Linked DNA regions of Homo sapiens: regions 1 and 2 are each linked to region 3. Evidence: chromatin loops called from intact Hi-C (ENCODE). Cell type or tissue: sigmoid colon. All regions are shown on one strand. Each heading gives the region's core, and the rest is flanking DNA. Links, peaks and the distances in the headings are about the cores only. Region 1 overlaps RAD51B (RAD51 paralog B). Region 2 overlaps LOC124903334 (a long non-coding RNA gene). Region 3 has its middle 96 kb from the start of RAD51B-AS1.

Region 1 (10,667 bases), core at 1,166-9,165, 440 kb before region 3:
GGTTGGCATGCCATGCTGATCGTCTCATTAAGCCCTAAACTTTTTCTACAGAAGAAAACTCTCAAAAGGCGATTCCAGAATATGACAGAGAGAGGTCATGACAGATAATCAGATCAGTTTATAAAAAGTTAAGGATGAGTCATGTCACTCCTAAAGGAGTTGGCATCAATTTATTACACAAGACCAAACACTGAAGGAAGAAAAGCCTTTAGTCTCATTAAGGAGCCCAGACAAAAATCCCACTTAATCCATCTTGCTTTTCCTTTTCCTGCAACTCAGCTGGTGTGCAGGTGTAGGGCAGCTTGGCAGAAGATTTGAACGTTTGGAAAAGGGAGTCATTACTGAAAGTCACTGACACACACTTCCCTTGGAATGCTGCTGATGTCATGGAAAACCAGGACCTTAGCAATAACCCCTAACAACCACAGCTACAGTAAACAGTAAATGTTACCTCCACCAAGGCATTGGTTTTTAAAGAGTTTTAACAGGCCAGGGCTTGCCAGCCACAACTCATAAAAATGTTCTTATAATTTTACCCTACTCTCTAAAAGTGCTGGATAACTGCTGAGGTTTCTCTGCCACTTGGGATGCAAAGCCAAATTCACGTCACTTTCAAGGTTCACTAATCAGAATTTACAGCATTTCTTTTGCAGTCCTCTTCATACCCCCTGCCATGCTCACAGAGTTAGGTCTGGTAGATTTCATACTTTTTCAAAGAAGTCTCTTGTCTTACTGAGTTGTCTCAATTTCTGGTGATGGTGTGAATTAATGTGCCAGGTTTTGACTAGTGTTTTATTAGTCTAGAGGTTAGGCAAATCTGGTTAATTGATAGCACTCAATCTATAGGTTATATTCCAATCAATTTGAAACAACCGGGCAAAGTGGCATTCTATAGTTCAAACTCTGAACTGGGTATTGTCAAGGTGACCATATAATTTATCATCAAAACTAGGATATTTTTGAAAGTAAAGGGGCTCTATTAATAATTACTCTGAGATAACAGCAATAAACCGGGACTGTCGAAGCAAGTTGAGCATAGGGTCACCCTTGTTACTGTGCCAAGAGTCACCATCTAGCTGTCATTTATTAAGTCAGACATTGAAGAAACTTGCAGGAATGCAGAACAGTGCCACTCTTCTCATGAACATTTTTTGTTTTAGAAAATCTAGTCATTCTCATAAAAATGTTATTTATGATAAGATGTTATGAGTTTATTAGTGTTAGTTTTAAATGAATTAAATAAATGCTTTAAAATTCATCTATTTTAATTTCTAATATGGTAAATATAATCCTCCCAAGTAAAAGCTCTATAGGTCTTCAATAATTTTTATATTCTTAAAGGGAACCCAAGACTAAAAGTTTTGAGAATTGCTGCTTTTTCTCTGCATGGGAAAGAATATACTACTAAAGCAAAATGATAAATTCCCTGGCAAGAGAGACCAGCTTAATCATGATTGCATCTGCTACAGCACTAGCAAAATGTCCTGCATATAGTTAGTATTCTGTAATACATAAATATGAGTAGACAAATCTCGTGTGACAACGCTGAAAAGTTGCTGTGTTTTCTGACGTTTGGGTATTACATTAACATTATTATTTGGTTTAAGTCTTTGTTTTTTGATATTCAGTATGTTTGGTACTCTTTGTTAATCTTATTTCGACACAACAATGATGATGTCATTTTTCCTTCGAAAGTTTTATGGGATAGATCAAATTTCCTATGAAATGAGTATGTTAGATAAGAAAACATAAAGCATAATAAAAGTAGGACTCCTTTCTTTTAACCTGCCTAACTCATGTTTATCCTTTATCTCAGGTGTCATCTTCTTCATTTGGCCTTCCTAGACCTTCCCAGGCTGGTCTGCAGCCCCTCCCATGTGCTTTCAAAGTACCTTTTATCACAAGACTTATGACTCAGGGTCATTCCATTCATATGTTGGTTTCCCCAGTTAATTTTGAGTGCTTTTATGTCAGAAGCATCCTTTAATTTCCTTATTCCCAGAATTAAATGATGCTTGGTAAAGCTATTAAAGACTATCTGTTACACTGAAATGAATATAAAGAAGGAAAAACTAGTTAATTTAACTTTTACTAGTTAATGAAGTGTTTTTTTTTTAAATGTCATATGACATGATTTCTATAGTACTGGAAGAAAAAATTTTTTAGAGTAAAGGAAACCACAGTTTGAGGAAAGAAGATAGATTGCTTTGTTATGACCTTACATGCAGATTGATTTACATCTACCTACCCCTCCACTCTCAAACTCCTTTTCAGAGTTAGACTCTTTTAAGCCCTTTAAGGGTTACGTATTTCTGAGTATGTGATTTCTGTCAATATCAGAAATTATTTCCATTGGCAAAAAAAGTTATGAAATGATTTCTATAATATAGGTTTACTTTTGTTGCAAGTAACTTTTCATTCTTTATGTTTTTCTTTCTTTCAAATGAAAATATTATCTTCTATATTTAAATTTGTTCCTTGAGTTAGAAATATAATATTTTAAATCCATGCTTAATTTAATTTAGAAGACATCTCCAAGGCCTAAAATTGACTTGCTGTTTTGTAAATCAACATGACAGGATAAACAGAGGCCATAGTTTATTTGGGAAGCAGCATGATCGTCATGATTTAATAATAGTGATAATTATATGTAATAAGTAAAAGTAGGAATCTAAGTTTTATGAAGATGGTTTTTAATGCCATGTGTTTTGCTTGGTTTTAGTTTGGGTCTTTTCTCTGAGTGCTGTTCTGTGCCTCCACATTTGTTTCTCTTTTTGGAGACCACACATTTTGGATAATTACTTACCAAACTTATATGCAAATTATTGATGAGAGTCAGAACACATCACAGTTTTTATCAAGTCTCCACTAAAAAAGGGGTTGGGGGCTTGCAGTGAGCTGAGATGGCACCACTGCACTCCAGCCTGGGCGACAGAGCAAGACTCTGTCTCAAGGAAAAAAAAAAGGCGCGGAGGGCGAGGGGGTGGGGGGGGAGTTATTATGCTGTCTGAGATGGAGTCCTAAAGGAACACTGTGATTTCTGTGGACAGGTGACTGGCTGGATGGGGATGAGAGAGCTGGGTACTTGTCCCAACTTTGCCACTTTCTAAGTTTTGGTGTGTTTTTAGCATGTCACCTTACTTCTCTTAGCTGCTATTAGTGTCCCCATCTGTAAAATCAGTCTGATCAGGCTGGGTTAGATGATCTCCAAGGTCTTTTACAAATCATCTAATTCTATAGCTTGTGTAGTCTTCTGTCAGGATTTCTTGTTCTTGAAGTCCCTAGTTGACAGATAATGGTGTGGAAGGAAATGATACATGGCAGAGTCCTGAATGACCAAAATGGACTTTGTCCACACTTATGTGCTAATCTCCAAAGAAGAAGAAAATACAAATGGGCCAGCGGCCAAACATGAAAATGGTGACAGTGAGCAAAACATTGAAGCAGACAGCTGAAAGCTTCATTTCCTGGCCCGGCTGCCATGAGAAATGCTGTGCTTGCCAAACCCTTCAGGCTGTCAAGGCCAGAACTTTGGCTAGCTCTTATTTTGAGCTCCCCCCATACCACACACACAAACCACACAGGAAAATTGTCTCTCTCCCTTTATATTTGTGCCTTTTGGCTACACTTCTATTTATGCCAAGTCCTTGCCTAATCTCCTTCCTTCCAGCTGTCACTATACTCTGCCTGTTGCTTTCTGGGGGCTTTGAAAAGCAGCTGCAACCTTCAGAGGAAGCGCAGGGTGGTTGGCATTGGTGGAAGGGTATTGTAAGTGTGTGTGGACTCTATCAGAACCAACCGTCACTTTTACCTGGTTTATGGACAGTCCAAACAGTGTTCTCACTCTCTTTCCTTGGCAAATGTTAGAACTGATGGCTTTATTTTTTTCTCCCTCCCTTCATCTTCAGGGATTTTTTTTTTCTCTTCTACATTACTCAGCCTTTTTGTCTGTGAACATCCTGTGGAAGATTTCATTTATCTTAGGTTCTTTGGCCAGGCTGCTCATCATCTTTTTTTTCCACATAAAACATATTTACCTAATGAGAGAACTTAAGATGGATAACCAGAGCCTCTGTACTCTCTCACAAGCCTAGAAATTTGACACTTTCTCAATTCTGACAGTTCATCCCAAACCATTGGCCTCCTAAGGCCCAGAGAGCTCTTGGTCATTTGCTGTCTGTCTAGCCCCAGCTGTTGGAGAACTAGCTTAGGTGTACTTTCACCCCTGGCCTGTGTTGTTTCCCCACAGAGCTTGTCTGCATATGTCTCATATTGGCTCTTAGTGAGGGCGGCTGAGCAAAGAGGCACTTGGTTGTCATCATTTTAGAAAATCAAGGAAGAATCTCAGGAAGCCTGATTGAAGAATCTTGGCTCAATATAGGGGAACACCATGTACTATGAAGGTTTTAAGTTATTGCGCTTGCACAGACTGACTTTGTGGCCTTAATATGGAAAGCAAAACAAGATTAAAATCTCACACAGTCATTGTCTTTTGTAGTAGAGCATTGTCTTTTGTTGATGAGTAGAGCTTTTTGAGATACAATGAGTTGTTCTCTGCTGCTCTTTCTGGAAACTTCGTTAACTATCTTGCCCTATACCTGGCAGTGCCAACCCACATTTCTGTTTATATAAAAGGAACTCCATATCCTCTTCAGAAGCTAGTAAACAAAAAAACCTCAAAGCATATCTGTATTGGGGTTTGTCTATGTTTTCTCATGTCTGTATTTTGTGTTTTATTTAAAATAATTAAAATGTTAATTGATTTTAACTTCAAACAGATGAATTTGTTTGCTAAAATTCTTTTTTTGATGGGATCTTGTTTACCTTTTTGTATACTATATAAAGTCTTTTTTATTCATATTGGGAAGATAACACTACAAAGCCATTTTTTTCCATTTCTGCCTGTATAATTTCCTCAATCTTTGACTTGCTTGGCTATATTGTTTCAAATACCCAGTTAACCTTTTTATTACTCATTTCCTTATTACATGCTTTTGCATTGTCTACAATTCATAGAATCAGTATGGTAAAACATTAGAGCTGGAAAAGCCATTAAATATTAACTATCCAAACTCCCTATTTTATATTAATAGATGAGAAAAAGCCTGCAGAAGGAACATGATTAGACCAAGGTCACACACATGCCACAGCCAGGCTGACAAGTCTTCTGACCCATTGTCTAGTGGTTTTCCATTATAACACCTGTGCTCCATGTGTCAGGAATTTTCCAAAGCACTAGTGAGAACTCCATCAGAGACTGCATCCTACTGGAAAGGGCACAGGCTTTGGAGCTGGATAGATCTGGGTTTGAATATCTTGTTCTGCCACCTACGGGCGGGGTACATTAGGCAAGGAACCAAAGCTTTTGGGGACTTGTTTTTTCCTCTGTTATATGGCAAAAGTAACAAGAATACTTTATGGTTATTGTGGGTATTAAATTATATAACCTACATTAAAGTACCTGTTACACATATTATGTTTAATAAGTTATTATAAAAATCTGCTGTTCACAGAAAAATGTGATATGTGTAAATAATAACTTAAAATAGGTATTTCATTATTGGGTATTCTGAGCCTCTCTTGTTCAGTAGTATTTTCTTGAAGTCAGTATTAATATGTGAATTGAGTGAATTGTCTGGAAATGAATTACTGAAAGTTATTTATATCTTGATTGTGATTCATACATTTCCCTTTTCTTTATGGCTTTCCTCTGTACTTAGCTGCAGTGCATCTGCATCCTATCCAAGAACTTTTGTACAAGTTGAACTCACCCAAAGAAGACATTTGGAGAGTACTTGGGTTTGGCCCCTGCTTTTCATCTGGCTAAACACTATTAGATAAATCTAGAATATATAGTCTATGTAGAATATTATGTTTACATTTTTAGAAACTTTGGATTTTTAGTGTTTTTCTGAAACTTACTGAACTATGTGATGAACAGCTTCAGTGTGAAATTATACGTACTTGGTCTGAGTATAGGTAGAAGTTATGTTCAATATAAAGGGGCCCAGGACTGTTGTTAAAAGGAATAAGGACTACATTATTTAACTAGTAGTGTGGGGAGGTGGAATGAGTTAGGAAACAAAAGCTAAGATGGATTTAGCAAAGGCCAGAGCAAGAAAAGAAAGTTTAGGCTGGGCGTGGTGGCACATGCCTATAATCCTAGCGCTTTGGGAGGCCTTGGTGGGCGGAATGCCTGAGCTCAGGAGTTTGAGACCAGCTTGGGCAACGTGGTGAAACCCCATCTCTACTAAAAATACAAAAAATTAGTGGATATGATGACGTGCACCTGTAGTCCCAGCTACTCAGGAGGCTGAGGCAGGAGAATTGCTCGAACCAAGATGGCGCCACTGCACTCCAGCCTGGGCAACAGACTGAGACTCTGTTTCCCCCCCACGGCCCCCTCCCCCACAAAAAAGTTTAGAATCGTCGCAGGAGGTGACTCAGGGGAATTTCATTTAAGGGCCTCTCAAATTGCTTGGGTGTTGTTGGCTTACTGGAATGCCTTGAGTTTGAATTAGAGGGAAGGACCTTAAGGAACTAGACAGAATTTTGCTTCTCTATTAGAGGACCCTGGCTTAGGTTTTAAACGGAAGTTAAGTGCAATTAGAAAGAGGCACTATGTACCTAACACGTAGTGGATCCTTCATATGAAACCATTAATTGTCAGGGGACTTTGAGGCTCATATAATTTGGCCCATAATTATGGCTACATAAGTAAAAGCTGTGAACACTCTTAGGGTTTTTTTTAAATTGTTTTTTCAGTAAAGGTGAAAGTATAGCAGTGTTGGGAGGGGGTGTTCCTTGTGCCTATTTGTACACAATGTCTTAGATTAGATTAAGAGCCTTAGGCCAATGATTGCTTAAAGATAAAAAGCAGGCATGATTCTGGAGGGATATTGGATAATCAAATATGACCAGGAAATAGAAGGTCCTATTTTGCTGTATTTTGGGTTCATCCAGATGGGATCAGACCAGAGGAATTTGGCAAGCATTGAGACTCGCCACTTAGAACCACACTGAAATAGTTGTGGTGGCAAAAGAATTTCTCCGGGAGTCTTATTCCACTTGAGGCATAACAGCCAGAGATTCCTGGCCTTTGAGGGGAGAGTGCCAAAGTTGATGTATTTTAAAAACATCAACTGAGATCTATAAACCTACGAGAAATAGTTGAATTGGATGACACTGGGACTATGTGTTTCTGTACTTTTCTTACAGAAGACATACTATGAATACATGTGTCCTGGAATCTACTTTTAAAAATTAGTTCTATGCTCATATCCTCACATTGAGATTTAATGTATTTCAGTTTAATAAATGAGAACATATAAAATAATTTACCTGTAAGGACCTGTCTATGGGAACTTCTATATTCTGCTTGAAATTCTGACACATTAACCTGGCCATTTCCAAAAACTTTCTGGCAAGAGCTCTTCATGGACCTAATAATTGCTTTACTGTTTAATCATTCCCTGAGCCTTTTTATACTCTAGTAAACTGCATCTGTCACTAGATTTCATCACCATCTGTATTATTTATCCCTTGTAATCTGATATCTATCTCTATAATGCCCAATTGTATCCCCTTCAAGTGCCCACTTCATTGGCTTATATACATTAGGTTTTCAATAAATATTTTTATATAATGGTAAATGAAGAAGTTGTTCTTTATATTTTAAACAACTCTTACGGAAGGAGATTACAACACAGCTGGAAGGAATTATTGTGAGAGTGAAACATGGAACCAAAAAAGATAAAGCAAGGGAAATTAAAAAAAAAAAAAGAGCTTTATTGAGTTATAACTGACATCCAATAAACAGCACATATTTAGTCCAATTTGATGTTTTAACATATTTACATACCCATTAGATCATCACCACACTCAAGATAATTAACATGTCTTTTATCCTTAAATGTTTCTACATGACCTTTGCAATCCATGTCTCTTACCCTTCCTTACCTTACCCTCATAAGCAAAACACTGATCTGTTTTTGTCACAATAGATTATATTACATTTTCTAGAGTTCCTTATTAATGGATCATACAGTATAAACTCATTTTGGTCTTGCTTTTTTACTCCAATTTATTTTGAGATTCATCCATGTTGTTGCATGTATCAGTACTTCATTACTTTTTCCTGCAAAGTAGTTTTCCACTGTATGTATATACTACATTTGCTTATCCATTCATCTGTTGATGGATATTTTGGGTTCTTTCTAGTTTATGGCTATTACAAATAAATCTACTATGAACATTTGACTACAAATTTTTGAAAAGAGGTATGCTTTCTTTTTTATTGGGCAAATACCTAGGAGTGGAATCACTAGATTATAGGATTGCTGTATGTTCAGCTTTGTAAGAAACTGCCAAACTGTCTGTACCATTTTGCTTTCTCACCAGCAATGAATGAGAGTTCCTGTTGCTTCACATCCTTGCCAGCATTTGGCGATGTCATTGCTTTGGATTTTAGTCATTCTGATACAGATGTTCCCCAACTTACAATGGTTTGACTTACACTTTTTTGATTTTTCAATGGTGTGAAAGCAATATGCATGCAGTAGAAACTATACTTTAAATTTTGAATGTTGATCTTTTCCTGGGCTAGTGATATGTGTTACGATACTCTCTCGTGATACTGTGCAGTAACAGTAAGCCCCAAGTCCCAGTCAGCCATGTGGTCAAAGGGTAAACAATCAGTACTGTGCAGTGTACTCTTCAATAAATTGTATGAGTTATTTGGCACTTTATTATAACATAGGCTTTGCATTAGATGATTTTGTCCAACTGTAGGCTAATGGAAGTGTTCTGAGCATGTTTAAGATAGGCTAAGCCAAGTAAGATATGATGTTCTGTAGGTTAGGTATATTACATTTATTTTTGACTTATGAGTTTTCAATTTACAAAGAACTTATTGAGTCATAACCCCACTGTAAGTTGAGGAGGATCTGCAGGTGTGTAGTGGTATCTGTGTTACTTCTTTGAAGAAGTGTCTGTTCAGATCTTTTACTCATTTTTAAAATCAGATTGTTTGTTTTCTTATTGCTGTTTTAAGAGTCCTGTGGATGCAAGTCCTTTATCAGATAGGTGTTTTGTAAAAATTTTCTCCCAATATTTGGTTTGTCTATTCATTATCTTAACAGTGTCTTTGTCAGAGCAGAAGCTTTTAATTTTAATGAAGCCTAACATCAATTTTTTTTTCATGGATTGTGCTTTAAGTGTTATATTCAAACTCATTGCCAAGCCCAAGATCACCTAGATTTTTTTCTATGTTATCGTCTGGAATTTTTATAGTTTGCATTGTATATTTACTTCTATGATCCACTTTGAGTTAATCTTTCTGAAAGGTGTAAGGTCAGTGTTTAGACTGATGTGAATGACTATTTGGTCCAGCATCGTTTGTTGAAAAGACTATCCTTCTGCATTGAATTGACTTTGCTTCTTTGTCAAGGTTCATTTAACTATATTTATGTGAGTCTGTTTCTGGGCTCTATTTTGTTCTATTTATCTAGTTATCTATATTTTCACCAATATCACATTGTCTTGATTACTGTAGCTTTGTGAATGTATGCATGTATTCATTTAAGAGATGAGGTCCCACTATGTGGCTCAGGATGGAGTGCAGTGGCTATTCATGGGCTTGATCCCACTTCTGATCAGCATGGGAGTTTTGGAGTGCTCCAGTTCCAATCTAGGCCAGTTTATTCCTCTTTAGGCAACCTGGTTGGTTCCCTGCTTTCAGCATATTGATGCTGAACTAAATGTGGACATCCAATTGGCATAGCACACAACAGCCCAGAACTCCTGTACTCAAGCAGTCTTTCTGCTTTAGCCTCCCAATAGCTGGGACTACAAGTGCATGCCACCATGCCTGTCAGATTACTGTAGCTTTATAGTAAGTCTTGAAGTTGAAGACTTTTTTTTTTTTTGAGACAGAGTTTCACTCTTGTTATCCATGCTGGAGTGCAATGGTGCAATCTCAGCTCACTGCAACCTCCACCTCCCAGGTTCAAGCAATTCTCCTGCCTCAGCCTCCCAAGTAGTTGGGATTACAGGTATGCGCCACCACGCCCAGCTAATTTTGTATTTTTAACAAGAGACAGGGTTTCACCATGTTGGTCAGGCTAGTCTCAAACTCCTGACTCAGGTGATCCACCCACCTTGGCCTCACAAAGTGTTGGGATTACTGGCATCAGCCACCGTGCCCAGCCTGAAGACTTTTATTTCTCCAACTTTGTTTTTCTTTGTCAGTATTATGTTGGCTATTAGTTTGTTTCCTTTCTAGATAAACTTTAGAATTTGTCCATATCCATAAAGTAACTTGTTTGGATTTTGATTGAGATTGCACCAAATTTATGGATTAAGTTGGGAAGAACTGACTTCTTAACAATATTGAGTCTTCTTATCCATGAACATAGAATATTTCTCCACTTATTTAGATCTTCTTTGATTTCTTTCATGAAAGTTTTATAATTTTCTTACATAGGTCTTGTACATATTTTGTTTGGTTTATACCTAAGTATTTCCCTTTTGTTGATGCTAGTCTAAATGGTATTGTGTTTTTAATTTCAAATTCCAATTGCTCATTGCTAGTATATAACTAAGCAATTGACTTATGTACATTAACCTTATATCTTATTTGTTTTTGGATTTGTGTTTTTATGATTCCA
Region 2 (10,667 bases), core at 1,519-9,518, 62 kb before region 3:
AAAAGAACATTATTTTGCATTGAAAATCAAGGCTCCTCTCCCTGACTCAGGAACAATTTGCAGGAACAACCTCTGCATCAGCTGTGAAGAGGGCTCCCTGATTAAATAAGGCCTGGAATGCATTTGATGTTGAACAAAACAGTTCTCTGACAGCTTTTCTTACTTGCCATTAGAATGCTTCCCCTTCAGCTGAAACTTGGTAAGATAAAGTGAATCCCCGGGGACCCTTTTGTTTTGGTGTACATATTTGAGGAATTTTTGTGGCCTGTGTTCCATTTGGAGTTAAGGTTCTTGGTCCCTGAAGTTCTTCCAGGCTTGGTGGTAGAAGCTGGCAATTCAGAGGCAGGCTGTGATGAGAGTAGAAAGCGGATACCAGGCATGAGGGCAGAGGAGAGCAAGTGGCCCTGCCCTGGGATGGGAAGCCTGAGGGCTTTTTTACAGTCCCCAAGGAGAGTTCCCTGACATTCAACACTGCCACAAGGCGCAGAGTGGAAAGTGGAGTTGGGGCATGGTGGGGTTGAAGCTGGATTAGAATGGACTTGGCCAAGATCTGTTCGTGATGTCTGGGGTGGCCTTTTGGATTAACAGGATTTGATTCACTGTGAAGGCAACGTAGCACTGTCTGGGAGGTTCCCTTTTGAGTTTGGGTGAGAATCAGGAAGACAGCCAGCACCAAAGAGCCCTGAGAGAACCCACTATGCCTTATTTACATCCCTAACCCAAACTGGATAGAGGAGCTTTCTCTTGGCCCTGGCATAAGTGCCCGGCTTTCCATCTGCCTATCATTTACCCCCTCAACAGTGGGCTTTGATGTCTACCCTCCACTACAAGAAAAAGCATTTGTAGGAATGCCTCTTGGTGTATGTGGGGGACTGCCCCTTAGTATAGGGAAAGTTGTCCTCCATACACAAAGGTTTTGTATCCTGCAAGTGCTGTATTTTCTATCTGTGTTTGGTTGAAAAAACAAAAACCTACATATAAGTAGACCCAGGCAGTTCAAGTCCATGTTGTTCAAGGGTCAAATGTATTCCTATAAAGCAAAACAAAGAAGCATATTGCTTAGGAATGTGTCTGTCGTGCTCAAAATGGAGTGAATATCAATGGTCTGGTGGCATCAAAATGGCCAGTTCTGTGACAGTAAAAGAGGTTTGTGTCTTATTTAATCTTTTGATAATAATAACAGCTATGGTGTATCACAGCTTTACCAAGTACCAGACACTGTTCTAAGGGCTTTGCATGGTTCACTCACTCCTTACGTCATCCCTCGGTGGCAGGTGCTGTAATTATCCTTATATTGCAGACAAGGACATTGAGACAGAGGTCAAGCCACCTTCCCAAGGGCACACATGGCATCTGCACTGCTCCTGACCGACCGACAGAGAGAGCTGCTGTCACGATCCTCAAATGAGCTATGCATGTCAAAAGTTTAAAAATAAAAAAGATAAAAACATGCACAAAATTTAAAAAGTAAACCATTTCAGGCTGGACAGACTGAAACTGAGAGATGGCCAGAGAAGAGTATGAAAGATAAATCTATGGACAGAGTAAACCCTGACTGGCTTGAAATTAGGGCCCTTACTCCTCCACACTCCTGACGGGTTGGTTCAAGACCAAGAAATAGAAGCACATTGTGAGTTCTACGCTGCTGCCCTGGGAAACACACAGGCTAAACACACCCACAGGCTCGAGCTGGCTTTGAAGTTGTGCCTAACAGATCCGAGATGCATGATGAAGGAATGTTCTGGATGCGTTCTTCTGAGATTTTAGAACTGAGTTAACTCACGTTCTCCTACAAACTGTCCCTTGTAGTCGCTGTTCAGAAGGATTCCAGGCTGCCTGTGTCAATGATTTGACCCCACAGGATGGTTCTTTTTTAGGTTCTGACAGGGAGCAGAAATGAGTTTTTTGACTCAAGAAGATGGACGTAGCTGTAGTTCTTTAAAAACCATTTATGTGATTTCCAGTGTTTTCTCTGAGGCAGGTCTCCAACGATTTCTCTCCAGCATGTGGCAGAGACCACCAGCTGCTTAGCAGGCCCTCAACTGGGCCAAGAATGTTCGTGATAGGGGTTTCCACCCTTTCCATCTGTGGCCTGTGATAGGCAGAGTAATGGCCTCCCAAAGACGTCCAAGTCCTGATCCTTTGAACCTGTGCATATGTTACATGGTGAGGGAGAATTAAGGAAGCAAAAAAGGTGCTAATCAGTTGGCTTTGGGATAGAAAGCTTGTCCTTGGCCAAGCATAATCACAAGGGTCCCAGTATGTGGAAGAGAGAGGCAGAAAACTCAATGTCAGTAAAGCGATGTAAGAAAGACTCAATGGGCCATTATCAGCTTTGGAGATGGAAGGGGCCATAAGCCGAGGACTGAGGGCCACCTCTAGAAGCTGGAAAAGGCAAGCAAATGGATGTTCCTCTAGAGCCTCTAGAAAGGAACATCGCCTTCCAGATGTCTTAATTTTAGCCCAGTGAGACCCATGTCAGACTTTTGGCCTCCAGAATTATAAGATAAATTTTCCTTGCTTTAAGCCATTCCATTAGTGGTAACTTTTACAACAGCAATAAGAAAGTAATTCAAAGTTATCTGGGTTTTCAACCCTCAGGTCATAGGACCTGGAGGACATTGTCCCATGAGCTGGGAAGTGAAAATCATGGTGGTCACCTTAGCATCCTTCCCACTGACCATCTGGGAATTCTCATGGTTCTCCTGGCTAAGCCCCACCTGCATATGAGCACTTCAGCCATCAGAGTTTCCCTGCAATGGGGTCTCTTCTTGACGAGTGATGTTCCATTTCTTAGCAGTGTTGCCAGGGCCTCTCCTTAGTGTGGTCCAGACATCCTATAGCATTACAACAAGCTGCTTTTCACACCCACACTCGCCCCAAATGCCAAACACTTCCAGCCAGCACAGGGTCTGGGGGATTTTTCTCCCCTTCCAGATAGCCAGCCACAACTTCAATGAGCTCCGGCATATGGAATTAGCATGATAGAACCATGACATGCCAAGTGCCGGGAGCCAACCTGAGCCATTCTTGGGTTTGAGAAGTTATCAACTGGGAAATACTTGTGATTTACAATTTTCTTCTGTCCTCCACCATTCCATCACATGAACATCCAAGTCAAACTCCTGAGCTGGGTTAAGAAATTGGAATTCCTGAGGCTCTGGTTCAGGTTCTTACTACCTCTGTGACATTGGGAAAGTTGGTTACCATCATAGCGCCTCAGTTTTCTTATCTGTAAAATGGGGAAAATACATGAGTTAATATATGTCAAGTGCTTAGTGAACTGTCTGGGTCATGTTCAGTGCTATAAAAATGTTCATTGTTGTTGTTGCTGTTGTTTCTATCGTTGTTATTATTAAATGGGTCCCAAATCTTGAGGCAAGTCATTTGGAAAACCAGCTTGTTCGTGCTTTGCCACATATAGTCATGTGCCACATAACAATGTTTTGGTCAACAACTGACCACATACAGGACTATATAGCCTAGGTGTGTAGTAGACTATACCATCTAGGTTGTGTAAGTATACTGGACGATGTTTCCACAGCAACAAACCCACCTAATGATATATTTCTCAGAACGTGTCGTTAAGCGACATGTGACCGTATTATACGTCCAGCAATTGAGATGAATTACCGTTGCACACAGTGCTGAAGCTCAGGTGTGGACACCCTCTTTTAAAATATTTTTCCCATGAACATGTCCTCCAGGAAGCAGGCTCCAGTGTGTCACAGCCAGATGAGTGATTGTTAGGGAAGACAAAGCCTGTGTTTAGAGTTATGCAAGTATAGTGGGGAGAGGGCATCTTATTGCTGACTCACGCCCACTGGCAACCCAGCCTGATTCATCTAGACTGCTGCAGACCACTCTGCATGGAAGACCTCTGCTCAGAGGATCTCAGCCCACTGCATGGCCCACCAAGAGCCTCTGACATTCAGGCCGCTTGGTTCTTCTGGATTCAGTTCTTAGGTCCCCGAAAGTGGTAAAGGAGAGAGGAGAAAACTAGTTCATTTTCAGCCAGGAGTGGCCCCTGGCACACGGGACACTGCTTGCTTTGGACAGAGGCCACTCACAACAGGCTTCCCCTTCTGGGTGTGGTGGCCAGCCTGCCCTGACAACAGTGCGGCCTGAATCTGTGACTCTTAGCGGCTGCTTGGGACTGCTGCAAGACTCTTTGGTCTGTGACTTGCCCAAGAGAGAAGTTTCTGGGCAGAACGGGGAGCTCAGGAAAGAAGAAAGTTACATCCGCACAAAGTTTCAATTATAAAGCCCAATAATAACGATGACCAAAACAAAACAAAAAACGAAACAAAATGAAAAAGCCTACATGCTCTTTGGTATTGTTGGGACTGAAAACAATGGAACTGAGTTTCTTGACTTTTTCTTAACCTTATCCCCATGAAAGAGGTTTGAATTACAGTATTTTTCAAAGTAAAAGCCATCTGAACAGCTGCCTGAACTAACCTGGGAGCCTAGACAGTTTAGCTTCTTGACCTCTGGGATGTGGGGGAAGGGGACAAAAGGAAAGAGAGAGTAGGGGAGGAGCGAGCTCCTTCTGTTTTCTGGGCTGGCCATTTGAGGCCCATGAACCAACTGAGCTGATGTCAGACTCTGGCACTCCCACTTCCAGGAGTCACAACAAAGTGGCAGGGATCAGGGGCACCCCTGGGTCTCAGAGAAGTAGCACATTGTAGGAGAAAGAGAATATGCTGTGCAGACACACCCAGATTTGTGTTTTGCTGCTCCTTTCACTCCATGTGATTTAGACAAATTACATAACCTCTCTGCAAATAGGAAAACTTCCTTGTGCCTGTTGGTCTTGGAAGGACTGGGACTACATAATGCACCAATAGAATGTCTGGAGCACATCAGATGTACAATATATGAGCAGTAGCTATTTTTATTATTAAACACAACAACCACTTGGGCCAAAGGCCACCTAATTTGTAGAATCATTGAGCCAGAAAGAACTGCAACAAGTCAGCTCATAAAGTATGCATAGAAAGAAGCCTGGAAGGAAGTTTACTAAATATTAACAATGATTATTTCTGAGCAGTGGAATTGTAAGGATATTTGTGTTTTCTTCTTTATACTCTTTCAAATTTTCCAAATTTTCTTTAGTAAATGTGTATTTTTTTATACTGAAAAACTTTAAAACATTATTTTTTTTAAAAGTCTTCCATCTCAGTTTGTGGGCTCCAGTCAGATTGCACTAAGCCATCTAAAACCACAGTCGTCCAACCTGTTGCTAAAGCCATGAGAAAAGGCTGGCACCAACCAGTAAAGAATTCCCTCCAGTCTTCCGTACCATACATCCTGAATGGAGCATAATCCCTGCATGGTTTCTAGCCCATCATAACCTTGCTACACTGTTTCATAGAAAAACTTCAGCCATTGAGAATGATGTCATTCATCATATTTCCTCTTTCTTTGCCTTTTGCTGCCAGGAAGCCTTAAACAAATTTAATACTCAATTACAGTAATAATTAACTCAGATTTTGGGCATAATTATTTTCCCTTCTTCCTCTATGGTTTAATTTTCCCTTTATTATTCAACCAACTTATTGCATATGTGACTTTCATTGTAAACTACCTCAAGTACACTTTAAAAGTTGGACATAAATCATAAAGTATAAATAAATTAAGTTTTATCTGATCTCTTGTAAAAACCCATGATCAGCCTGTTAAAATTCATATTACTAAACATCTTGACCAGTAAATGTCAGGAGGGTGGCATGAAGAGCAAGAAAGAGAAAGCTCTGAGTCAAGGTCCATATTTAGTGGGAAAAAAAATCCTGGCAAATATAGATTTGTTCAGAACTAATTATTTACCTTTTTTTTTTTTTTTTTGAGACGGAGTCTCGCTCTGTCGCCCAGGCCGGACTGCGGACTGCAGAATTATTTACCTTTTAAAATGGGTTACTTAATACTTATTCTAGTATGTCCTGTGAGCATCTGTTGGGTGTCAGGCACAGTTTTAAATGTTATTTCATTAATTTTGTGAGGTAGGTATTATCATTTCTAGCTGAAGAATAAGAAAACTAAGAATCAAACAAGTTAGATAACTTGCTCCCAGTCTCTCAGTTAGTAAGTGATAAGTCTGCAGAAGAAACCCTGGTCCGTCCAACTCCAAGGAATTCACAACCCTATTCTGTTTCATCAAATACAGGTTTTCTTTCTCTAGGTGGGTTATGTTGAAATGGTGAACCAGGCTGAAGCCACAGGTTGACTGAGTTCTAAATCCAGAAGCACAGCTAGAGGCTCCTGTGGAATGAGAGGGACTAAAATTGCTTCAAGTGCAGTGGATTACTGGGGTTAGACTCACTTCTAAAAATGAAACACTGAAGTGGGGCTTTCTTTTTTTCTTTGTTTTTGAGACAGGATCTCACTCTGTCACCCAGGCTGGAGTGCAGTGGCACAATCTTGGCTCACTGCAACTTCCTCCTCCTAGGTTCAGGCAATTCTCCCACATCAGCCTCCCCAGCAGCTGGGACTACAGGCGCGTGCCACCACGCCAGGCTAATTTTTGTATTTTTTGGTACAGACAGGGTTTCGCCATGTTGGCCAGGCTGGTCTTGAACTCTTGACCTCAGGTCATCTGTAAGGTGGAGCTTACTAGGAAAGAACGTTGAAAAACAGCTGCTGATGATATATCTGAGACTATTTCTTATAGGAAACTGTAGGTCTATGGAGGCAGGAGAAATAATCACAGCCCAGCAACCAGAAGCTAGGATGCTTTCACTACTAAGGGAGAGATCACTAACACCATAGCTGGGAAAGATCTTAAATCATCACTTGATTCTGAACCAGAGACCTCTACAAAATCTCTAGGATAGAAGAAAATGAGGAGAAAGAAGAAAGAAGACCTTACTCTCTAAATTAGTATCCAAGCAAAAATATTCAACACTAAGAAAACCAGTCAACAAAATCAACATTTGTTATCTAATCTTGTCCAAAAGAAATTAAAATAATGGAACAATCTGACTAAAACTTTAAACTAAATTTGCCTAAATACTCAAAGAGAAATAACATCTACTTTAAAAAGGATATTGTGAAATAAAGCAGGCAGAAATAAGAATTGGCAAATATGAAAAAGAATGAATTAAAAAGATAAAATACACAGATAGGATAAATTCTAGACATGAAATAGATGAAGATAAAATTAGTGAATAGGAAGATAGTATTTAAGAAGCCACCAAAACGTAGTGCAAGTCAGAGTTAAGGGCATGAAGATATACTGAGAAGCTCCAATTTTTATACATACATATGAGATAGTAAACCTATCTACCTCAAGGATAAAAATGATAGTATTAAAAGTTGTGGCTGGGCACAGTGGCTCACACTTGTAACCTCAGCACTTTGGGAGGCAGAGGCAGGAGGATCTCTTGAGCCCAGGAGTTCAAGACTAGCCTGGGCAATGTGGCGAGACCCCATCTCTACAAAAAATTTAAAAAAAAAATGCCAGTCATAATGGCATGCACCTATAGTCCCAGCTTCTTCGAGGGCTGATATGGGAGGATTGCTGGAGCCCAGAAGGTCAAGGCTACAGTGAGCCATGATTGTGCTACTACACTCCAGCCTGGGCAACAGAGAAAGACCCTGTCTCAAAAAAAAAAAAAAAAAAAAAAAGAGATAAAGAAAGAAAAAAACAAAGTTACCAGGGAGAAAAGAGAGTTATTTATAAAGGAATGATAGCTGCATTGATAATAGACATCTTACTAACAATAGATTCCAGCAGACAGTGGAGTAGTATCTTCAAATATCTGAAAGGGGAAAAAAATCACTTGTAAAGCCAGAGTTTTATACCTAGCTAAACTAGCTTTCAAGAGCCGATTTAAAAGAAAGACAGTTTTAGGATTTTTTTAAAATGAAGTTTATATCAGTCTTGAGTCTTCACTGAAAGAACCATTAAAATATGTATTATATCAAGAAAAACTCAGTTTCAAGGCAGGACATAGAAATCAAGAAACTATAGTGGACACAGAAATAAATAAGTTAAAATAGACTTACTTCAACTGACTATAAAATAACTAAATCTAGAGTTTAAAATAAAAGTTAAATAAAAAAGTAATATGTTGAGATAATATGTTAGTAGAAAGAGTATTTACTGGGTAAAGTGTGCTAAGAGTCTTGCCTTGTTCAGGGAGGAGGATAAGATATTGAAAATTTCAGACTTTGAAACATATATAATTAAATGTGTATGGTAAAACTTTAAGGTAATTATGAATAGAAAAGAACATCAATCTATAGGTTCTAAACCAACAAAGGAGAAAGCAGAATATAGAAAATCTCACCAACCTAAGAGAAGACAGGAAAGACAAAAAAAAAATGAAAGAAGACAGGAAAGAAGAAAAAAACCTAAGAGAAGATAAGAAAGAAAGAAAATAAATAGAAAACTAAATAAAATGGAAGAAGTAAGTCAAATATGATGGTAACTACAATAAATGTAAGCTGATTAAATGTGTCTATTAAAAATTGGAGAATATCAGATTAGAATTTTTAAAGTATTCAGTTATAAGCTATTTTCAAAAGACCCACTTAGGCCAAACCACACAAATAAAGAGATGACAAAAGACATACCACAAAATGCTAACCAAAAGAAAGGTGGGTGGTGTCACAGTAAGGCAAATGGAATCTTGGGAAATATATGTTAATAGGGATAGAGAGATATATAATGATATAAGAAAAGATAATATTCATGAACCTATATGCCCCTAAAAACATAACCTTGAAATTCAAAACATGTAAAGCAAAAACTAAGAAAATGTAAAAATGTAAAATTGTGTTAAATTTAAATTTATTTTTACAGAAATTTATTAAAAACATAAAAGATATAACCACAAACTGATATATCCTTTACTCAAAATCCAACAATAGGCCAGGCATGGTGGCTCACACTTATAATCCTAGCACTTTGGGAGGCCGAGGCAGGAGAATCACTTGAGTTCAGGAGTTTGAGACCAGCCTAGACGAGATAGGAAGACCCTGTCACTACGAAAAATAATTTAGAAATTAGCCAGATGTGGTGACTATTCTGGAGGCTGAGGAGGGAGAATTGCTTGAGCCTGGGAGGTTGAAGCTGCAGTAAGACAAGGTGACATGCCACTGCCCTCCAACCTGGGTGACAGAGAGAGACCCTATCTCAAAAACAAATAAAAACCAAAGTCCAACAATAGAGAATATATGTTCTTTTTTGAAAATATGTTGAACATTTACATAAATTGACATAACAGGCCACACAAAGGAAGGTCTCAACAAATTTGTAAGAATTGTTAACTTATAGAGATATTTTCTGACCACAGTGGAATCTGATTTTTAAAACTCAATAAAAGATGTGTTTAAATCTAGAAGCAAGGAGAACAATAGATTAAGCCTAAAAAAAGCAGAGCAAAATAAAACTATCAGAAATTAATGGAAAAGAAACAACAACAAAAGAATGAACAAATCCAGAAGTTGATTATTCAAAATTACTAGTAAAATAGATAAAACCCTAGCAGGGCTGCTCCAGAAAAAAAGAAAATGCAATAAATAATATTAAGAATTATAAAGAGAACATAATTTATAATGATAGATACAATTGGAATGAAAAAATCATAAAAAATAGAATGAGCAAATCTATGAACAACTTAATACTAGTAGAGGAAGTTAATGATTTTTTTAGAAAAGTAAATTTTGAAAGTTGAATCAAGAATAATTAATTAGAAAATCCAAATCAACCAATAACCCATGTAGGAAATGACTTGCTACCACAAATCAGAGCCTTCTACCCAAAAAACATTGGGCATAGGTGGATTTCTGGGATGTTTGGCCAACCTATCAAGAACAGCTAACCCTTATGTTACACAAACTGTTTGAGAGTGTAGAAGAAAAGGGAAAGTGACTCATCTTATTAGGCACTTGATACCAAACCTAAGAATACAAGAACAGACTAATCCATTATAAACATAGATGAAATTTTTCTAAATAAAATATTAACAATATTAACAGAGATGACATGTCTTAATATAGATGCAGAAAAAAATTATTTTCTAGAATTCAAAGTCCCTTTATTACATAAACTCTTAGCAAAGTAAGAATAGGCAGGAACTTCCTTAACTTGATAAAGAACATATAACCAATACCTTTATAGACAACACACTCAATGATAAAACTTCAGAAGAAAGATGATACCTACTATCACCCTTATTACTCAATATCATTCTGGAAGTCCTACCAGTGCAATGAGAAAAGAAAGAGAAATGAGGTATAAGAATTGAAAAAAAAACAGACAAACCTATCTTTCTTTAAAGATAATATGATTATTTACACAGAAAATCCATTGAATCCACTGTATAGGAAAATTATTATAAATAATAAGAGATTTCATTGAGTTTGCTGAATACAACATCCATATACAAAAGTCAACAGCATTTTCTAGGCACTAGGTAAAACTAATTGGAAGGGAGACAGAGACTGAGATTGTAGCTGGAGGGGAATGTATCAAAGTAGGATTTTTAAAGATGGGAGATTCCTGAGCACTTTGTTTGCTGTTGAGAATAATCCAGTAGAGTGAAAGAAGTTGATTGTGCAGAAAATAGAGGTGGATGACTTAGGAATAAGTCCTGGAGACATCAAGAGAGGATGGGATGCAAAGCACAAGTAGAGGTGTTTGCCTTTAAGAGAAACAGAGC
Region 3 (10,667 bases), core at 1,514-9,513:
AGCCAGCTCACCTCTGCCACTGCGCTTCTTGCCTGCTCCCAACATCTGCTCATCTGCACCTACCCAGCTGTTCTTATTTCTATCCAAATCGCTTTCGTCCTTCAAGGTGACTTGAGATTTCACCTCCATAAAAGGTTCCCAACACTTCCATCGATTCTTCCCCTGCTTTATCACCTGTATTGTTTACCACCTGGACCCAACATTTGGCCCATGAATTATGTTCATGTTAGTACTTTATAACATATGGCATTTTTATTCTTCCATGTTATGTAGAAATCATAGAACTAGAAGAGATCTTAAAGACTACCTAGTCCCATCCTCATTTTCTGAACATGAGGAAACCGAGAGAGAGGAAGGTTGTTGTAACTTGCCAGGCAGAGCCCTCAGGGTTTGGCAGAGCTGGGCGTTACACTCAAATTACACTCAACACTCTTAGCCCAATCCAGGACTTGCCACAAGCTCTTGATGCCTCTCTACATAGAAGTCTGCTTCACCCATAGGATGCGGCGGTCAGGAAGGTCAGTCTCAGAATATACTCAAGTGGGCAAATGGGGCCTTCCCATTTTCTGGCAGGACACAGCCCAGAGAGGTGCATTCCCACCTCTGTGTACTCTATTATTTAAGTTATTTGCATTTTAATAACCAGCAGGCAAAAAAGGCAGTGGTCACCTAGATTTTCTCAGACCAGCCTTGATTCCCTGCTGTCTCCCCATGGGGAATTTCAGGAACTCCCTTTTCTTCAGAGGGAATAAGCCCAATTCCTGCTTCACCATGGCAGGGAGGCCGGCTCCTTTTGCTGCCAATCCCCATTATCCCTCGCATTTCCATTGTGGAAGTGCAGAGAGGTTCTTAGCGAGTCTCCCCTCGGACTTTCCCAGGGGCTCCTGACGAGGAGCCCCAGGCGGGAGGCTGATGGGCTAAACAAGCAACCAAGGAATAGCCAAACAGGCTCCAAGTCAGAGCCTATCTTTAACAAAGGTGGGATAAAGGGAGCAACAAACTAGAAGGCAGAAGGGTAGGGAGGGGCTGGGGACAGGATGACCTGTCCCAGGTAAGGCCCCTAAATGCTAAGTAAATTCCCCAAGTCAAAATCAGCTGGAACAGGGCAGAGCAAACATTTTTTTCCTCCCCACCCCGACCCCGGGTGTCCTGCTCACTGCAAGGAAGAAAAACAGAATAATGAGCCACGTTGGAGAGTGTCACTCCAGCAGCTCCGGAAAGACGTGGGCAGACGCCTGGCTGGGCGGCTGACTTTCTCTGTTTCTGGTAGAGATTTTATAAATATTCGGGGAGTTTGATCTGAGGCTGTTGGTGGGGAGGCAAGGAGAGCTGCAGAGGGGGGAGACAACTCAGCCCACGGGGGTTCTTGGACCTCTCTAAAGCCTGCTTTTCATTAGCGTCGCCAAGGCAACGGCTCATCTGCTGCAGATCTCATCAAGGCCCTGCAAAGCATCCACGGCACGTTACGCTTTGCGTTTCACAGTGAATCGGCTGCAATCAGTCTTCCTGCAGCCCTCCCTTACCCCCATCACCTCCTAGCCTATGGAAGAGAAGATCATTAAAGGCGGGTGAAAAACTGCAATCAGAACTCTCCGAGGCTGGCACGGAGAGGCAGAGCTGCGATAGTCCTGTTCCGAGGACAGTAGATTCGCCCTGAGGACTATTCAAAGCTGGGCAGTGATGAGCCTCAAGTAACCCGATGGACCTGTAGCAACTCCCCAGCTCAGTCTTCTTCCATGGTGCACACTCAGCCTTGATTCTTGTCTCCTCCCTGCCTGACCTAACCTTTCCCCTCCACACACCTTTATTTTTTACCAAGGCGAACATTTGCGGTGCGCCCAAGAACCTCACCGGCCCTTGTGCCGATCGGTTCCAGATGCCCATGGAAATGCAAGCTCATGTGTTTCTCTGGTTTTAACAAAGGTGTCCAATGAGTTCTAAGGGTGATGTCAGGGGAGGTGGGGGCAGACCAGGGAGTAAAGGGAGACCCATGTTGGCAAAGCAGTGTGAGAGCAGGTGAGTGGGCCCAAAGAGTAGGGCCAGGTGTCATGCTCAGCACAGCCAGGTAGGGAATGTGCACAGAACACATTAATTCGGCTTCACAGACACTCCCATTCTCAGCATGTACCCCATGGAAATCCAGTCACCCCCTTTAAAAGTTGGCTCCTTCCATGGCCGGGTGCGGTGTTTCACCCCTGTAATCCCAGCACTTTGGGAGGCTGAGGTGGGTGGATCACCTGAGGTCAGGAGTTTGAGACCAGCCTGGCTAACATGGTGAAACCCCATCTCCACTAAAAATACAAAAATTAGCTGGGTGTGGTGGCGTGTGCCTGTAATCCCAGCTACTTGGGAGGCTGAGGCAGGAGAATCACTTGAACCTAGGAGGCAGAGGTTGCAGTGAGTCGAGATCACGCCATTGCAGTGAGCCGAGATCGCGCCATTGTACTCCAGCCAACAAGAGCAAAACTCTGTCTCAAAAAAAAAAAAAATTGGCTCCTTCCAGCTTTGAGATCCTGAGGCCAGCAGCCAGGGATCCTGCTCTCTGCTATATGTCAGTGTTCCAGCACAGTGCCTGCGCATAAGAGGCCCTCAGCAGTGTCTTCAAAGAAGGAACCCCTCTGTCCACACAAAAGAGGGGGAGAGTGGTCAGGGCACTGCAGAGGTTGGGGTTGGGTTTTCTGGTTGTCTTTCTAGCTTGTCTTTGTGCTGGAAAGCAAACCTGAGCTCCAGCCTCTCCCAGCCCCTCCTTTCTGTGGAATGCAGATCACCCCAGCTCTCCTGAAAGATTGGTACTCAGAGCCTTTGAGCAAGCCCTGGGAAAATGCAGAATCTCAGGCTGTAATTACGAGCTGGAGAAGATCCCTCCCCCAGCTATAAATGGAGCAGAACCAGGAACCCAAGACAGCTGGGCTCACACAAAGGCAGCCCCTTGCTTTCTTGCTTGCTCCTACTTTTCCCACTGAGCTTGGCCCTGGAGAAGCAAACCCCTAATTCCTCTGCTGGTCTGAGCAGGAAATTCCCGTCAGCTTGTGGGAGAGGCCATCTGAGAGAGATTTCAGCACATCCATCCCCCCCGAGATCCAGAACCGTATCAAGTCCTACCCCAGTCCCGCAGAGCAGCTTCTTCCTCCACAGCTTCTGAGCTGCACCGAAGCAGGCCTCCGCCAGCCTTTGCTACCCAAGGCTGATGTTGGGTTTTTAACACTCAGCCAAGTCATAGGGAAGAGTAAGATTTACAATAATTGGGTACATAGCATAGCTGACTGGGCTGCACAGTGTGGCTTTTGGTCAGTTCTGGCATTCTGGTGGGAAAGCTGCACTGAAGAGGCAGAGAAATGCCAGCCCAGATGGCAGACATGGTGCATTTAAAAAGGCAGTGTGGTATAGATCCTCGCTCCTATAAACGCGGGCCTGGAACCTGCAGCAGGAGCATCACCTGGGAGCTTGTTACAGAAGCAGAATCTCAGGCCCTACTGAATCAGAGAATGGGTTTTAACAAGCTGGCCAGCGGACACAGGCACATTCAAGCTTGAGGCAGAGTGGAGCACAGGAAAGAACATATGGGTGCGTTCATCCCAGCCTTGTGGATTCCTAATGCCAGCTTTGTCACTCAGTAGTATGTGACTTTAAGTTAAGCTCCCTCTCTGAGCTTCAGTTTCCTCCCCTTTACAGCAGAGATGATGTAACCTATTATAAAGGGCTGATGTGAGGCTCGACCTGGTACCAGCAGGCTCCTACCCTAGTCAATGTTAGCAGCACAGAGATGATTGCTCAGGGAACATCAAAATCCTTTATTTCCCCAAGGCAACTACCTAGGAGATGCAGCTTCAGTCCGTCCTCTTGCTATTTCACTTTTTTATTTTCTGGGGAGACTTGTAGTCCCCTGACCATGAATTTCAGAGCCAACAGTGGTAAGCTTTTCATTCTAGCTACCCCCGTGTGAAATTAAGATCCAGAGTGCCCCCAGAGGGACCAAGCTTTCTCATGTAGAATAGATCGCTATGGGTGAAGGAACTGAATGAATGCGGTCTGGCAGGGTCAGTTCTGGGGACAGGGGCATTCCAGGAAGAGGAGATACAACATGTAACTTTCATAATGGATAAATGGCTCCTTGGCGGTTCCCCACAAGTGAGTAGTATCGAGTCTGGATTTCATTTCTTTCACCGTCTGTGAGTTTCCTTGAGAGAGAGTAGGATTCTCTTGTCATGGGGATTGGAGTTTTAACCCACTTTTCTTTGTTTGGTGTTGGTGTGTTCTGTCATTACAGTCCCCTACTGCTTTCCCAAGCTAATGTAATGGAACACAGGGATGGACAAGCCACGAGGGTCTGCAGGGACCTCAATGTCTCCATAAATGCTGGGCTGATTTTGCAAAGCTGCTTTCCCAACGGGGCTTGGCTAAAGCTGCTTTTCAAATTAGTTTTGTAGAGGAAAGGAGGGCAGGTCAGCTCCCAGGTACCAGTTGGGTGACCTGGGGCGAGTCCCTTAACCTCTCTAAGCCTCAGTTTCCTCCTAGGATGATAATGCTAATACGAGAATCTCCTTGAAGACAGCCATGCATGTCTCCACCCATTCTGGGGATAACAGAATTACTGGCGGATTAAGTAACGTGATACTTACAAGGAACATGGTACAGAGAGTGGAATATGGTCAATAAATGGTAGCTGCCATTTTTGTAGTCATTAGAAGAGGCGAGCCTTGAACGACTAGCCTCTGTTGAAAATTACAAACAAGAGAGTGGCCTACATTTGCAAACAGTGAGCATAGCCACCCATTCCTGTTAGGGTCAGCAACTGACCCTCCCTTCCCCCGCCTTCACTTTTTTTTCTTTAGCTGCAGGAGTTGAGACATGTGGCTCACCAGGCTACCTCAGTGAGTTAAAGCTTTAAATAAATACACACTCAAAACGGCTATCACATCACTGCCCCCATGACTGCCACAAGCCCCTCCCGACCTGGGAACGTCTCTTCCTCCCTCTCCCTTTCTCTGCTGCTAGAGGCCAGGCCTTGGCTGAGCCCTGGAGAGGGTATCTCCTTTGCACGTATGCTGGTCCCAGGGGCCCTGCACAGGGCAGATGAGGGTAGTCCTGATCCTGTACAGACTCTCCTCTTCCTGGGTTTGTTAGAAGCCTGGCCAGGCCCCTAGTCTTATGACTTCAACAGATGTTTCTGCTTAAGGAGCCCTGGCATCTTTATGGCCTGTTTTTTCCATTCTTGCCTCTCTTCCTCTGTCCCAGCAGCCCTGAATGCAATTTGGACTTTATTTTCTTTCTAATGGTTACAGGGATAGAAAGGGCTTTTTCCCCCCCATTTTCAGTTTTTGGCTTTTTCATTAGCTCATCAAGCTGGGTATGTCTGTGTTAGCTCACACAGACATATTCACACACGAACACACACATTCCATATGCATTCAGATCTGTACCCATGGTGTGTATTTCTTAATGTTGCACTGACATTTATTGCCACTTCAGACCCAGCCCATTTCAAAGCCTTCCTCCCTGCCTCCACCCCACACTTCACATTCATCCTCTGCCTAGCCTCACACAGGTCACCCTGAGCAGCCGACTGGGGTGTCACCCAGATGCTGATTCCAAAAACTAGTGCTGGCCTCGGCCTCCAGCAAGATGTGTAGAGCCTCAGTAACTCACCAGTCTGCCTCTGTGCTTCCAAGGAGTCTTGGGCTGACTGATGGAGTGAGAGCTGAGACTGCATTTGCCATGCATCTCTTCAAGCTCTGCCTGGCCAGCCAGTCTACCCAGGCTCAGGGGGCCAAGTTGACAGCTGTTAAAAAAAAGAACCAGTTTTCCATGAGCAGGCTTGAAACCAGTCTGGCCACCCCTTGGATCTACACCTGTAACTGCCCCCAGCTTGCCAGCATGGCAGGGTGTTCCCAGTCACCTCCCCCGCAGCGTTGGGGGTTGCCTGTCCCATCAGTCTGGTTCCCAGAGCAAAGGAAACCTGGCGATGTCAGGTCTTCAGCTTTTAGTCTATCTATGGCAAAGGTGCCTGGGGCTGGGACCTCTTTATTACCTCCTAAGCCTGAGGACTGGAACTGAACTTCTCACTGCAGGTATAAATAAATCTACCTGGAATCTTAAATGTTGATACCACCTGGCTGCCTTACCTGAAGTTAGACCCATTACCCACAAGAGGCCATCTAACCTCAAATTCTCTGTGTCTCTGCAGCCCTTCTTCCTAGGAGGGCAATGATGCCGAATCACCTGTTATGGCATTTTCATAATTCAGCTAACCATTCACTACTCTATCTGCCCATGATCCACCCAATGCTGACCATGGGTGGCGGGGCAGAGTGGCCTCTCTAGAATGTCTCCTCTTTAACACCCTCACCATGGAGGGGCCTTTATAGATGGCCCCATGAAGTTCTCACTAGGCGACTGCTCCTACCTGAGATGGGCCAGGCAGCCATGGACCCCTCCCCTCCCCTCCGGTTCCTGCCCTGCCCAACCTCATTCTGATGGTTTGGCCTTGTGCATCTCACTAGTGACTCTTTTCTTCCCTCCTTCCTATTTAAACAAATTAAAACTCCAGTTTTTCTTCATTTATGTTTTGGTGGCTGAGGTGGAGCATCTTTTCCCCAGTGGGTTAAGAGAGGCTGGTTGGAGAAGACAGCAACAGGAGAGTGAGTTGGGTCCCCAGTGGCATAGTGACATACACAGGGACAGTGGGAAATGGAAGCTGGAAGAAGTCCCAGAAGTAGGAGCAAGAAGAGTGACTGTCCTCCATGCTGGGTTCTGCCAGGGACTCTGGATGCGCTGAACAACAGCCATCCTAGAGATTTGAGGACACCTCTTCTGTTTGCTTTACTCATCACAGATTCATGAATAAAGACAAACAGGGGAGCCACCTCATTGGCTTTTCCATCTCTAAATAAATCCCTTCTGAATACACACCCCCAATGTGGATGCTATGGATGCTTCTCAAGAAACAACCATATGATGCTATGATAATCGATATCCTTCCAATGACTCAAATCAAATCAACTTGAGGAGCCTGATGGGTCTGATGCTCTTCTTCCCTGGGCCTCTGCACCTTTCCAGAGCCAGGCCCCCTGTGTGTGTGTGGCCGGTGGCGTGGGGGAGTTGCTTCTTTTCATTTTTGTGAGTGAAAATGAAAGGGTTCCCCACAACCAGCTGCAACAAGGATCTCTCACCCTGTTGCTAAGGAGTGGTGGGGTCCTGCTACCATGTGGTGCTCTGGCAGGCCTGGGGAGATCTTTAGGGATCTGGAGCAGCCACTGGATGTGCAGTCCTGAGCCCCTGGGATGTGGAAGTGATTGGCCGGCCACCTGGATGGGCCTCACAGTCCTACTGTCACTCCTCTTCTCTCCTTTCACTTCTGGATCCTGCTAGAGAAATGGAGCCCGGGGAAACTGTCTCACCACCTAGGACTGTGTGGAGCTGGGCACACACTCAGGAGGCAGGTGACTTCCAGGTAGTCAAAGAGAAGCTCACACTCCCTGTCCTCTGATAGTCCTACTCCCTGAAGGATCTGGTCAAGCCATTCCTTCCAGATGGCCGTGATACTGTGTCCCCTCAGTATTAGGAGGGGGGGAATTGATGCTTTCCATGAATGAAAGCTCCTAAACCCCCTCCCCCGCAGCTAGGGCTGATGGGGAATGGCTAAACCCCAGATGTCTTCATTGCACCATAAATGTGAGCAGGGAGGTACAAAGGGGTAGGCAATGATGTGTGTGTGTGTGTGTGTGTGTGTGTGTGTGTATGTGTGTGTATCAAAGAGAGGAGTCTGTCACAGGAAAAATACTGAGTGGCCCCAAATGTTGTAAGCGTATGCACCCCAGTTTTACAATAATAACAATCATAATACTAATAATTTTGCTATCATTTGTTGAGATCTTTTTCTGGGCCAGGTACGGTACTTTGCACATATTATCTCATAATTCTCAAAATCTCTGTGAGGTACAAGTATCACTATGCAACTTTTCAAATGAGAAAGCGAGCATGGAAAAAAAGTTGGTTCAATTGCCAAAGATCATAGATCTGAGAAGTGGCAGGGCCAGGATTAGAATGCTAGAGCTCAAAGTTCTTCTGCCACGTATCATAGAAGCGACCACTACATCGATAATGGTAACTGCCAACCCTCACTGTTCACTGGCCACATGCCAGACACATAGATTCACTTAATTCATTCTTACAAAACTCTGGATGTATTCTTATTGCCTCATTGTATAGATGAGGAAACTGAGGCACAGAGCATTTTGGCATTGATTCCCTTCGGCAAATGTGATTTGAACAGCTCCTATGTGTGTGCAGGGCACCGTGCTCTTGGCTCTGCGTGGGATATGGGACTGAGTGATACGTCATTCTTATGGTCTGAGATCAGGAAGGTCCATGGCCATGGCCATCAGAATGGGCTCAGGGTGGGATTCCAGAACTTGAAATGAGGGACCTTGCATCCTAGGGTATGCTAGAAAGTGGAACATACCAGGTCTCTAGAGAAGGAACCTAGGCACAGAAGCAAGACAGAGTCCTGTTGTCAGACTGAGGCACCAGGTCAGAACTGGGCCAGCAGCAAGGGCTGGCGGAACTGGAACTGATTTATTCCCGCCTGCAGCATGGCCTCGAGGGCAGGGCTCCAGAGCTAGGCTGCTAAGTTCAGATCTTCCATTCTTTAGCTGTGAGACCGTGGGCAAGTTAATGAACCTCTCTGGGTTTCAGTAGCCTCGTCTAGAAAACAGGAATCATAACTGCCCACCTCATGGAATTGTTCTAAGGACTAAATGAGTTAATATGTGAGAGGCTCTTGGAACAGGGCCAGGCCCATGATGGGCTCTCTGGTGGGCTCTCAAGCTCTCGCCAGCCGATGATCATTGGGCCCTTTGATGCTGAGTGGGCAGAAGCTGCAGGTAGGGGACAAGTTGTCCCAGTGGCAAACAGAAGAAAATTGTAGTAGGAACTGATTAGGGCCTGTCTCTGTAGGTGGTTTGATGGGGAGGGAGAGATGAAATCCAATGGGACAAGAGGGAATTCACATCATTAGTATAAAAGGTTGGCAAATGGGCATGGGACCCTTCCTTCTTAGTCTCCAGAGGCCAAGATGCAGGTGCCTGGCACCTGGGCTGGCTGAAAGTGGGGAATGTATCAGGGCTGGCATTTATAGTGATGCCACTATTGTCTAATTATGGGCACAAAGAGAGGCTCCCACTGTCTGTGCAGCCCCTCAAATCACCCAGGGAAGAAATATTGGTCTATTCCCAGCATTCCCTCTGTCAACTCCCCAACCTCAGTCTCTGGCTTGGAAGAAAGACGGCTGGGAAGGGGGATGGAAGGCAGCCATGCTCTGTTGCAGTAAATCTTTCCTAGAAGAGGAGACAGCTGAGCTCATCAGCCAGTGTCGGATCAGCTCAGAAAGAATCCTTTCCAACTCCCAGAAGACCCCTCAGCGGCTTGGGAAAGGAATGGCTCACTGGGGCACTTTGTTTGTGTATGTGGGCCTGTCAGGCTGGGCAGGGGTGTCTGATGACACATTAGGACAGCTGAAAAGAGAGGTGGGACAAAAATGTTTGCCCAAGGGCAGTCTTGTGATTCCCCCACCCCCCGTGCTCCCCACCCCCACACGCCTTTGAGAGCTTGTTCCAGGACTTTTCATATGCATTTGAGACCACAATTTCCTCTCCCAGAAACCCCATTAAGCTATGAGTGAGTGAGGCGGTGGGGGAGAGAGAGAGGAAAAGGAAAAGAGAGACAGAGCAAGAGAGAGAGTTTGTGTGTGCACACACGAATACTTCTTCCCCACCCGCATTCTTTTGCACATGTCTACCGTTATGTACATTCCTATGCCATACCCCTTGAACTCTCCATCAGGTCTTCCTCAACCATCCTCTTCAGGAAGCCTCAGGGCCTCAGAGAAAGGCAAAAGGGCCTAGACTTTGACTTCCTTTTTTTTCTCTCTCTCTTAGAGACAACATTTTGCTCTGTCACCCAAGCTGAACTGAACTGGGCTCCAGAAATCCTCCCACCTCAGCCTCCTGAGCAGCTAGGACTACAGATGTGCCACCATACCCAGCTAATTTTTTAATTTTTTGTAGAGGTGGGGTCTCATTATGTTGCCCAAGCTGATCTCAAACTCCTGGCTTCAAGAGATCCACCCACCTCAGCCTCCCAAAGCGCTAGGATTACAAGTATGAGACTTTGCCATTCCAATGAGAATTTTGTCCTTAGCAATCTCATCCAATGGCCACTGGAGATGTGTGTAGGGCCACAAGAATGAGAAAGGGGGCAATGGAGTGACAGGTGACCTGCTCAGGTGCCCCTCCCCAGACCAAATGTCCCAGGCACACAGCCCATGCCCTCCACCATGGAGTACATTTTCTCCCTGGCTTGCTGCTGAGCTAAAGGACCAGGGACGTGGAAACAGGAGGTGAACTAAGGCACCCCGCCACCCACTGTGGCAGCTTGAATTTCTTGAGGCTGAGACAAACTAGGATCCAGTAGCCTAGATTTTGCCCCAGTTTCTCCACTGAGTATTTACTCAGTGCTCCTGAGCCGATGCCTTCCCCTCTGCCTAGATGAACCACAGCATTTTGGTAAATGCCTCAGCATGTTAGGAGCGCTGGAACGTTTATTCTCTTCCCTCCCAATTATCCACTCTAATGGAGCAGAACACTTACATGGAAAATCCTAAACATGGA

What was found. Peaks named below come from ENCODE experiments on the same cell type or tissue, not always from the same donor. Only the 100,000 strongest peaks of a DNase experiment are listed, where the experiment ranks them.
Region 1: a loop joins it to region 3, with 4 times the contacts of the local background. A loop is called at or near these places in 2 of 110 quality-filtered maps.
Region 2: it touches region 3 in a loop (6-fold over the local background); 6 of 110 quality-filtered maps call a loop at or near these places.

Annotation. Positions count from the first base shown.
Region 1 is chr14:68,140,036-68,150,702 of GRCh38, forward strand. The region is part of intron 7 of RAD51B (RAD51 paralog B); the gene reads left to right. All of the region lies in intron 2 of LOC105370546 (a long non-coding RNA gene), which reads right to left. It also overlaps the pseudogene RN7SL706P. Among named protein-coding and RNA genes, the nearest start is that of RAD51B, 330 kb to the left of the region's middle. In sigmoid colon, for the core only: no CTCF peak of the experiment used is centred there; DNase peaks (open chromatin) are centred at 3,456 and 4,246; H3K27ac peaks cover 2,533 bases.
Region 2 is chr14:68,522,844-68,533,510 of GRCh38, forward strand. It overlaps LOC124903334 (a long non-coding RNA gene), which reads right to left. Exons shown (of 3, transcript XR_007064223.1): 1 at 5,904-10,667; 2 at 1-5,829. It also overlaps a transcript of RAD51B not described here. Among named protein-coding and RNA genes, the nearest start is that of RAD51B-AS1, 160 kb to the right of the region's middle. RefSeq lists enhancers at 3,583-4,104, 4,105-4,625. In sigmoid colon, for the core only: no CTCF peak of the experiment used is centred there; a DNase peak (open chromatin) is centred at 4,108; H3K27ac peaks cover 1,432 bases.
Region 3 is chr14:68,584,550-68,595,216 of GRCh38, forward strand. It overlaps a transcript of RAD51B not described here. Among named protein-coding and RNA genes, the nearest start is that of RAD51B-AS1, 96 kb to the right of the region's middle. RefSeq lists an enhancer at 819-1,320. In sigmoid colon, for the core only: no CTCF peak of the experiment used is centred there; DNase peaks (open chromatin) are centred at 2,532, 5,102, 5,562 and 5,895; H3K27ac peaks cover 5,252 bases.